Linked DNA regions of Homo sapiens: region 2 is linked to region 1. Evidence: read pairs that join two places in POLR2A ChIA-PET (ENCODE). Cell type or tissue: GM12878. All regions are shown on one strand.

Evidence for each region. Peaks named below come from ENCODE experiments on the same cell type or tissue, not always from the same donor. Only the 100,000 strongest peaks of a DNase experiment are listed, where the experiment ranks them.
Region 2: POLR2A ChIA-PET joins it to region 1 with 7 read pairs; 3 of 35 experiments call an interaction of 5 or more read pairs at or near these places.

The regions. Positions count from the first base shown.
Region 1 is chr14:55,178,605-55,183,604 of GRCh38, reverse strand. It overlaps DLGAP5 (DLG associated protein 5), which reads left to right. Exons shown (of 19, transcript NM_014750.5): 3 at 1-45; 4 at 1,173-1,235; 5 at 2,308-2,392; 6 at 2,827-2,949; 7 at 3,906-3,976. Among named protein-coding and RNA genes, the nearest start is that of DLGAP5, 10 kb to the left of the region's middle. In GM12878, no CTCF peak of the experiment used is centred here; a DNase peak (open chromatin) is centred at 2,944; H3K4me3 peaks cover 372 bases; H3K27ac peaks cover 2,843 bases.
Region 2 is chr14:55,339,957-55,344,956 of GRCh38, reverse strand. The region is part of intron 1 of FBXO34 (F-box protein 34); the gene reads right to left. Among named protein-coding and RNA genes, the nearest start is that of ATG14, 69 kb to the left of the region's middle. In GM12878, no CTCF peak of the experiment used is centred here; a DNase peak (open chromatin) is centred at 4,994; H3K27ac peaks cover 224 bases.

The DNA of each region.
Region 1 (5,000 bases):
TTTCTTTTATCAAACCAGAATGCTGTGAAAGCTGAGCCAAAAAAGGTAAATTTAGTGTCTTAATATAAAGGAATAGTTTCTTTTATTTGGTATTTTCTTCAAGACATTAAGTGACTAACCCCTTTCCCTTAGTCTCATTATTAACTGGTTGGTAGAAGGTGGGAATGACATAATAGTAGCTCAGAAGAATGAAAATCAGGTCTCTTAAGATAGCTGTAGGTAAGTTGAGATAGGATAAAACTAGGAAAATTGGTAGAATCAGGCTGAACAATGTTATGCAAAGGATTTGGTGTTTATCCTGTAGGTTTTGCAGAATCAGGAGAAGTTTATAAATAAGGGTAGTGCCGTTGTCAAATTAATAATTCAGGAAAATACCATAGCCCTAAAGATTTTAGTCTGGAAAGGGAAGCATTTATAGATAGGGAGACCAATTGTGAGACTATTGTAATAGAATAGATGGAAAGGGGCAGTGGGTTTTAAAAGGAAAAAATAGGTGTAAGACATCTAAATAAAGGCATTTGACAGGACTGGTGGCCAAGTAGATGGTGAGGGGTAAAGGAAATTGAAAAAGCAGAGAGAAGCTCTGCTGCTAAAAGAGATAAGGAAGATAAGGAACAAGCTTAAGTGGGTGCATGTTAATAACCTTTTTAAAAATCTTAAACTTGTGTGGGCCACCTAGATATTAGTAAAAATTTGGAAAGAAGGATGGAAATTGGTGCTAAGATGTCGATTTAGGATATAATATTGGGAATATGGATGAGTGTTTAAGCTGTAGGACTAAATGAGACCATTCCAATAAGGATATATAAAATTATGAAAAAGTGGGCTCTAGAGAGCACTTTTAGGTAGGCAGAAGCCAGGTACCAGGCTGAGGACTGGTCAGAGAGGCAGGAGAACTAAGAGAGGATAGAAGCTCATATTAATGATGATTCCAATACCTGGAAAATACGGTTTGAAATTTCTTTCTCACTGAGAAATGTGAGTAATTTTTGAAGTTACTAACTTAATTTAAATCAAGCTAGAACCAGAAAAAGGAATTTAAGTATCTTTTTGCTATAAGAGATTAAGGATAAAATTTAACTTTAAAATGGGAACTTTATTTTGTAATAAGATATGGAAGTAAACCTTTACCAGTTCATATTTTAAGTTCATCTTCTTTTGACTGTTCTAAGGCTATTCCATCTTCTGTACGGATTACAAGGTCAAAGGCCAAAGACCAAATGGAGCAGACTAAGGTATAGTTGATAGTAGATAATTGTTACTAAAATGATAAATTGCACTTTTTTAGTAAGTAAATTCATTTTAAATCTAGTATCAGATTCAAACATAATGATTAATTTACTAGAGTTAACAGGTACCAAAGTCACTGTTTTTAGTATGGTGATGTAGAGCAATTTCACTTAAAATATTTGCTCCAACATTCCGTATGAGATCCATGGCAAACTGTCTTTGTGTCACACTCTTGTTTTGTTTAGTGGGCTCCTATTATGCATTCCAAGTTACCTGCATGAAATGCATATGGGGAGGAAAGCACACAGGGTAGGTGTTATAAACTTACGGGTCTTCAAAATACTGTAATAGAGATATCAGGAGGGTTACTAAAACAAAGTGAAGTGGGCAAGAAGGGAAATAATATGCCTCTTTATCAGGTGAGGAAGCTAAGTTCCACGTATGCATATATATTTTGCATTGCTATGATGTTCCTGGTGTTGTAGGCTTTTGGATATAATAAACTAAATTCTCTTTGTGGAACTTACATGTAAGGCATTTAAAAAAATACATAATATGCCAGAAGATGATAAGTATTATGGAAGAGATTTTAAAAAGGGGAGATGGGGTGTACTAGAAATAGGTATGGGGTAGAATTTTGATTGGGCAGTTAAGGAAGGCCTCCCTGAGATGAAAGCCTTTTGAGTGAAGTCATTATGGAAGTGGAGAAGAGAACCATGGGAAAGCGCTTTTTATCCAGGAGAAGTATTTTCTAGGCAAAATTAAAAGGTCTTGAAGTGAAAGTATGTCTAGGAGTGTTTAAGGACCTTCAGAAGGCAAGTTATAGTGAGCTGTTTTTAATAGCTTGGGTTATTAGCATTTTCCAAATTCTGTGATTGTGAAAAAGGATGTAAGCTTTTTTGGAAGCTTAATGGAAAGCTTTTCTTTATCTCATTTTATTTGGGGTAGTTTTTTGTTGTTGTTGTTGGGTCATTTACGATGATCAGATTTCATATGAGGAATCAATTTACAGATTAAAAATATGATGGTCTGATTCATTATGCAATTAAATCACATAGCACCTAATCTCTTAAATAGATTGATAACGAGAGTGATGTTCGAGCAATCCGACCTGGTCCAAGACAAACTTCTGAAAAGAAAGTGTCAGACAAAGAGAAAAAAGGTAGGAATATTAGCAATTACTATAAATCCTCTGAGGCTACCACAGCCATAATTTTTTTTAAGTGTCTTGAAGGTCAACTGGAATTTGTTCGTTTGTTTGTGACAGAGTCTTGCTCTGTTGCCCAGGTTGGAGTGCAGTGGCACAATCATAGCTCACTGGAGCCTCCACCTCCTGGGCTCAAGTGATCCTCCCACCTCAGCCTCCTGAGTAGCTGCAACTACAGACTTGCCACCATGCCCAGCTGATTTTTATATTTTTTGTAGAGACGGGGTCTCACTATGTTGCCTAGGCTGGTTTCGAACTCCTGGGCTGAAGTAATCCTCCTGCCTCCCAAGTAGCTGGGACTACAGGCATTGCACTACCATGCCTGGCTTCACAGCAATAATTTCATAACTACAAGGGACATTTGATGTAGTTATTTTTTTTTCCCACAGTTGTGCAGCCTGTAATGCCCACGTCGTTGAGAATGACTCGATCAGCTACTCAAGCAGCAAAGCAGGTTCCCAGAACAGTCTCATCTACCACAGCAAGAAAGCCAGTCACAAGAGCTGCTAATGGTGAGAACTATTCCTTGATCAGTGACTGAACTAGAATGTTTGGTCCTTGAGGTTTTTGTGTTCCGTTTCAAAAATCAACAAGTACTTCTTTGAGTAGGAGAGAAGGAAACAGGAAATTCTAATACCTGAAAATAGATTCTGTGCCCTGACATCTGGTTAGCACACAATGGGTGCCCAATCATTGAAGACCTTAATTAGTATAAGCAGTGTTTCAAAGTGAAAAATTAATGGTCCGAGTAAATCACAGTTCATTTATTTGGTGCAATACAACGTAGCCATTAAGAATAATATTATTAAAGAACACTTAATGACATGGTTCATGATATATTAAGTGGGCAAAGAAAAGCAGGTCAAACTCTGAACAGTAGGATCGCAGTTCTAAAAAGCATTATGGGAATATGTGGACATAGGACTGGAAAACCATACCCTGAAGTGACAGCTGAGTAATGGAATCCTGGGTGATTTGTCATTATTGTTCTTTGTAGTTTTCTGTTATTTTTCTAATTGTCTGTAATAAATATGTACAGGCTGAGCAACCCTAATCAAAACATCCAAAATTCTGAGCATTGACATGAAGTTCAAAGGTCATCCTCAAAGGAAATGCTCTTGGAGCATTTCAGATTTTAGATATTTGTATCAAGTATGCTGAACCTGTAAGTATAATGTAAATATTCCAAAATCTGGAATCTAAAATATCTCTGGTCCCAAGCATTTTGGATAAGGGATACTCAATCTGTATTTGGTATTCAGATGAAAAGGGTAAAACACTCTGGTTTTGAAAAGAGATGGTTTGTATTTGGCAGGAAATTCCATAACCCTTTTTATAATATGGCTTTTAATAAAAAAATCCTTCAAGACATATATTCCTACTGTTGCTTCTTTTCCTTTCCCAAGTTACCTAGTATTTTCATGTAGCATTTCTATCTAGTAAAATAAATATTTTATTGTTGTTTTAGAAAACGAACCAGAAGGAAAGGTGCCAAGTAAAGGAAGACCTGCCAAAAATGTAGAAACAAAACCCGACAAGGTAGAGAATAAACATCTTTTTAATTCTAGATGCTTTGAAAATCTCATTGCTACTTTCATAAAGTTGAAATTAAACATAAAGAACTGCTTCAAAAGGTTAACCTACATGTGTGTTAAAACTTCCTGAACCATAAGAAAGCATCAAGAGGATTTACTCTTGTTATTTTTCAGGTATCTTATTTTCAGAGCTTTATAGGTAGAGAAAGCATAATTTTGTTAGAAGATGGAGAAAAATAATAAAAACACAGCTGAGAGAAACCTGTATGTGGGAATTAGCCAAGACATAGGGTGAAGTGGGGTGAAATGCATTGACTTTGGATTCATTTAGGCCTGGGTTTGAATACTCTCTCTGCTTCCAATTAGTTGCATAACCCTGGGCAAGTTATGTAGTTTATGAGCTTCTTTTCTTATTCCTAACATGGAATACCTGCATAGAGTAGTTGTAAGAATTAAATAAACTAAAATTTCTGCCTGCATCTAGCATGGTTTCTAATAAGGTCTTCAAAAAAGATGCCCCATTTGAGGACCCAACCCCTTGGCCTATAATCTATGATATAGTTTATTTTCTTTTATTTTATTTTTTGAGACAGAGTCTCACTCTGTCGCCCAGGCTCGAGTGCAATGGCGCGATCTTGGCTCACTGCACCTTCCGCTCCCCGGGTTCAAGTGATTCTCCTGCCTCAGCCTCCCGAGTAGTTGGGATTACAGACGTGCACCACCACGCCCATCTGATTTTTGTATTTTTAGTAGAGACGAGGTTTCACCATGTTGGCCAGGCTGGTCTTGAACTCCCGACCTCAGGTGATCCACCTACTTCGGCCTCCCAAAGTGCTGGGATTACAGGCGTGAGCCACCACGCCTGGCCAGTATAATTTCTTAATTTAAAAAAAGTACCAAAGATTAAGTAACCTGGCTAGATTCTTAGTAAAAAATCAAACACAGATCAAGAAAGGAAACACACAGTGAATCTTCACAGATAAAGCAGCTGGACCTTATAGGTCCCCCCTTAAGATTAACCCTTAAGG
Region 2 (5,000 bases), 160 kb before region 1:
TGAGTAAAACATCGTTGCTGCCCTTGAGACAGAAAAGCAAACAGACAATTACAACAAATGTTATACGTGTCAGAAGGATAGCACAGGGTGCTGTGAGAGCCCATGGGGAGAGCAAACTAACACAGGAACAGAAAACCAAACACCGCATGTTCTCACTGTGGGAGTTGAACAATGAGAACACATGGATACAGGGAGGGGAACATCACACACTGGGGATGTTGGTGGGTGGTGGGGGTGGAGGACAAGGGGAGGGAGAGCATTAGGACAAATACCTAATGCATGCAGGGCTTAAAACCTAGATGACAGGTTGATAGATGCAGCAAACCACCATGGCACGTGTATACCTGTGTAACAAACCTGCAAATTCTGCACATGTATCCCAGAACTTAAAGTAAAAAAAAAAAAAAAAATACACATACACAAAAATTAACATTGGGCTTGAGTGCCTACAAGACAGAGATATCCAGGAGGCGAAATGACTCAGGTCTGGTCAAGAGAAACAGGAGGAAAGGAAGAAGACAGTTGTCACAGAAACATTTCAATGAGGAGAAAGTTTTCTGGATAGAGATAACAACTCTTTTTCCAAAATTTTTCACAATGACCATGTATTACTTTCATAATCAGGAAAAAAAAAAAGTCTGTAAAAGGAAGGCACAGTCAGCAGCAAGGTCAAATAAAGAATTGTGCCCACTTGGTGATAAAGACCCCTGGTGACCCTGCTGTGAGGAAGTACAGTGGACAAGAAGTCAAAAGTTCATGATGGAGGGGTGACTAGAAGGTGAGAGGGTGAGCACCAACTACAGCGACTCTCTCACTAAGCTTGGCTATGAAGGACAGTCTCAACATACCTGTCAGCTTAAATCCTTTCCAGGTCTATGGGGAGATAGAATAGTGAACCAGGTATAATTTGAGCAACTTTATTCCAGTAAAGGCCCAAATCCTGCATTCAATAATTCCAGTATTCCTTTTAGACTCTAAGTTCAGCTTAAAAAAGTAAAGAAAAGAAAACTCTCACCTAAAGACAGTATACACTCCCCAAAATGAAGCCATAAAAGACAACTAAACTTTCCTTTTTAAAAAATGTACTTGGATAAATCCTAACACCTAAAGAGTCATACTAACTCTTGTCCACAGAGGGGTAAACCTGATGAAGAATCGAATGACAATACGTGGTCAGAAAAGGAGAAAGGACGATATTTCTCTTAGTGCTAATAGGAAGCCACAATATCAAAGGCAGATGCCAGTTTTCTAACTTGCTAGTCTTCAGCCTTGCTTATCAAAACAAGTTAGAAGATACGACAGTTCATGTTTCTTTCTGCTTCAGTAAAGGCACAGGAATGCTAATTCCAAAAAGGAGTCACTTATTAGCATAAGAGCCACTCTTTATTTATAAAAATCGGAGGAATAATGGCTGGGGGCATGGCTCACGCTAGTAATCCCAGCACTTTGGGAGGCCGAGGCAGGCAGATCACGAGGTCAGGAGTTCGAGACCAGCCTGGCCAACATGATGAAACACCATCTCTACTAAAAATATAAAAATTAGCCGGGTGTGGTGGCATGCGCCTGTAATCCCAGCTACTCAGGAGGCTAAGGCAGGAGAATTGCTGAATGCGGGAGGCAGAGGTTGCAGTGAGCTGAGGCCACGTCACTGCACTCTAGTTCTGGGCGACAGAGCAAGACTCCGTCTTGGGAGACCAAAAAAAAAAAAAAAAAAATCGGAGGAATAAAAATAGAATAGTATACAAAGGCCCCTTCTCATTATATAATACCTTTAGAGAGGAAAAAAGTATACAGTAAGAAAATTCATCATTTGTGTCTTAAAAACTGTAAAAGCTTCCAGAGACCATCTTATGACAGCCTTCTTCACTGGACCATTGTACAAATGATTAGCAACTTCAGCAAAGTGCTGCAGATATATATAATGAAATCCTTGTTTTTACAAATGAGGAAGCACAAATAAAGTGACTTCTGAAGCCCCACAGCTAGACAGTGGTAAAATTAAGATTAGAATTAGATAGGAAATACAGTCTCCTGGATCTATACTTTCCCCACTATGAAGGATGATATATCGAAAACCTACGATAAATTATGACGCAAATAAAATTAAATAATTCTGACAGCATCTATTCCAAGAGCTTTTATCTTTCAAACTAGGTCAGTTTTTAATAAGTGCCACATAAAACTACTACACAGAGCTGTGATGCATTATGGCAGACAGATCACATAAACCATACTAATCTAAAAGCATATAAAAGGCTGTTTCAATGGCTATTAAATTGGAAAAAATGCCAAGACCAGGAGGGTGTGAATATAGGCAGAGGCACAAGAAAAGACTTCCCCCTCCATGTCTCTAAGCACTGACAGAAAAAATGCATCCAACTCCCACAGCATGCCTTTTTTAAAAAAGGAAAAAAGGGAGAAAAAATAACCCTATCGGTCAGAAAATGCAGTATTTCTCAAATTAACTTTCAAAATATTGGGGGATGACTTTTTCGGGGAGGCAGTCCACTCCCTTTTATTTTTAGGGAATATTCTCTAAAATCAATTCATGTAACTTCTTAATTTTGCCTTATGAGGACTGGGTGGTTAGGGTTAGTGGCGAACGACAGAAAAGTCCTTTATTGTCTGTTAATGGATACTGAGTAATAGAATGGCCTTTGGAAACACATGTATGGTTTTCAAAAACTGCTCACGGCTTCCATCTTAGAATTCACAATGGGATTTAAATACAGCACCTACCTGCTTCAAAGTTATCTATAATATTGACCAAATGAAGCTAACTTCCAGAAGGTAGAGAAAGGTCTATGATAAGTTTGATGGGACAACAAAGTATCCAGAACATATTAAAAAGGAATATTGACAAGTTGGGAATGACAGCCACTACACTTTGGTTTTCTTTTGTGCTCGCAATAAATGCAACACCTAATAGTTTGACAGTATTACAAAATAGTGAATTAGTAATATTATGCAAATTTACACAGTTCCCCAGCCCACTTTTGTTGGAGTAGGGAGGGAAGAGAAGGGCCTGGAGGAAAGAACTTCTGCTTAAGCTGTTGTGAATTATTAAATAACACTTCAGGATAGAGACAAAATAAAGCATTCCATTTTGTTAAACTTAATGATGTTTAAGTTAATCCGTAGTCATTTCCTATTGCTCCTATGACATAATGCCAAACACCCACAAAACTCCAGCATATCACATTTACTGCTAAGCAGGCAAATGAAAAGCCTACCAGTGGTAAATGCCACTAGAATGAACAACAAAATGCAGATGAAACCTCATAAAAAGTTAAAGTCCAAAAAAATTAATACATTTTGAAAAATACATTGAGCATTACCAGGAAAATTTAATTTCCAAGGATTTTCAGATATTCGGAGTTCCTATTAACAACTCTCTTGCATATTTTACCTATTCTAATATTTTTTACAGAAACTGAAGGAAAATAAAACTCCTATCCCTTTGCATAGCAAACCACTACTTCCTTGAGTGGGCTGATGCTTGCTTTTACTTTGAAACCAATCATTTTTCCATATGACAAAGATCCTTTGCTTGGCCAAACTTGAGTAAGGATTCTAAACTTTCTTCTAGGCCCATCTGTGCACTTTCTCACAAAATCCAGTTTTAGCAAAAGACCCCCTCCCATCTTCAATATCTGATCAGGTTCTTCATTTTCCACCATCCCCCAGGTGATGTCTGATCACCCTGGCTTGTCTTCAGCAAGAATCCTGTTAGATGGGTTTAGCCAGAATCCCCCTTACTCCAAATGTTTCCTCTTAGTAGTTTACCTTCAACTGACCCCTATCCTGCTCCTTGCCCATGATGTATTTGGAGTTGAGCCCAACCTCTTTCCTTTGCTGCAAGACCCCGCTGCAGTGATCCCTATACTTATCGCGATGGTCCTGAATAGTCTTTTTTGCCCACCTTTAACAAGTATCAGTTTTTTCTTTAACATGTATTTTTATGTAAACATAAATTTTTTAAAAATATTTTTAAGGCAATAGCAATTTCTGACATCACTTGCAGTACTTTCAAAGAGTTGATCAGTGCTTTAATATGTGCCCTATTTGACCAAAATGTAACTCAAACAAAAGGCTCTCTCTTAAGGGATAATATTCAAGATTCCAAGGCTAGCCTTGAATCCAGTTCAAAAATCCATTATGTGTCAAATAACATTTGATATGAAAAATAAGAGTACAGCTACTAATTCTAGAGTATAAATGCAACCTGACACCGCACACATCTGCCACCACACACACAAATCCCTGGCTGGACAATGATCTTAGGCCAAGTACCTAACACATGCCACCTGGGCACAGGCTGGCCCATTAACACAGTTATACGTAACTGAATTTTAAAATGGCTTGACCCCAGGGAAAGAAAAAAAGAGGCTAAAATAAAAATTACGAGCCAGCCAGGCATGGTGGCTCACATGTGTAATCCCAGCACTTTGGGATACCAAGGCAGGAGGATCACTTGAGCACAAAAGTTCGAGATCAGACTGAGCAATACAGGGAGGTTCCCTATGTACCACCCCCATTCAAAAAAAAAAAAAAAGCCAAGCATGATGGCCTGTATTTGTAGTCCTATTTGGGAGGTGACCATGGGATTGCCTGAGCCCAGGAGTTAGAGGTTGCAGTGAGCTATGATCATGCCACTGCACTCCAGCTAGGGCGAAACAGAGAGACCTGGTCTCAAAAGCAAGCAAACGTTGGTAAAAATTCAGGATAACAAGTATTAGTGCACCAAGCAAAAGAGTTTGCTTGCAAGCCAGGCACAGTGGCACACCCCCGTACTCCCAGCAACTTGGGAGGCTGAGGTGGAAGGGTAGCTACAAGCCCAGTTGTTTGAGTCCAGCCTGAGCAACACAGCAAGACCTGGTCTCTAAAAATAATAGTTTGCTTATAGCATCAATGTAGACAAAAGACTTGGCAAGTTAAGACTTCTGTCAGCAATACTGAGTGGGAGTGAAGGGGGTGGGGAATTACTTCAGAAATAGGCC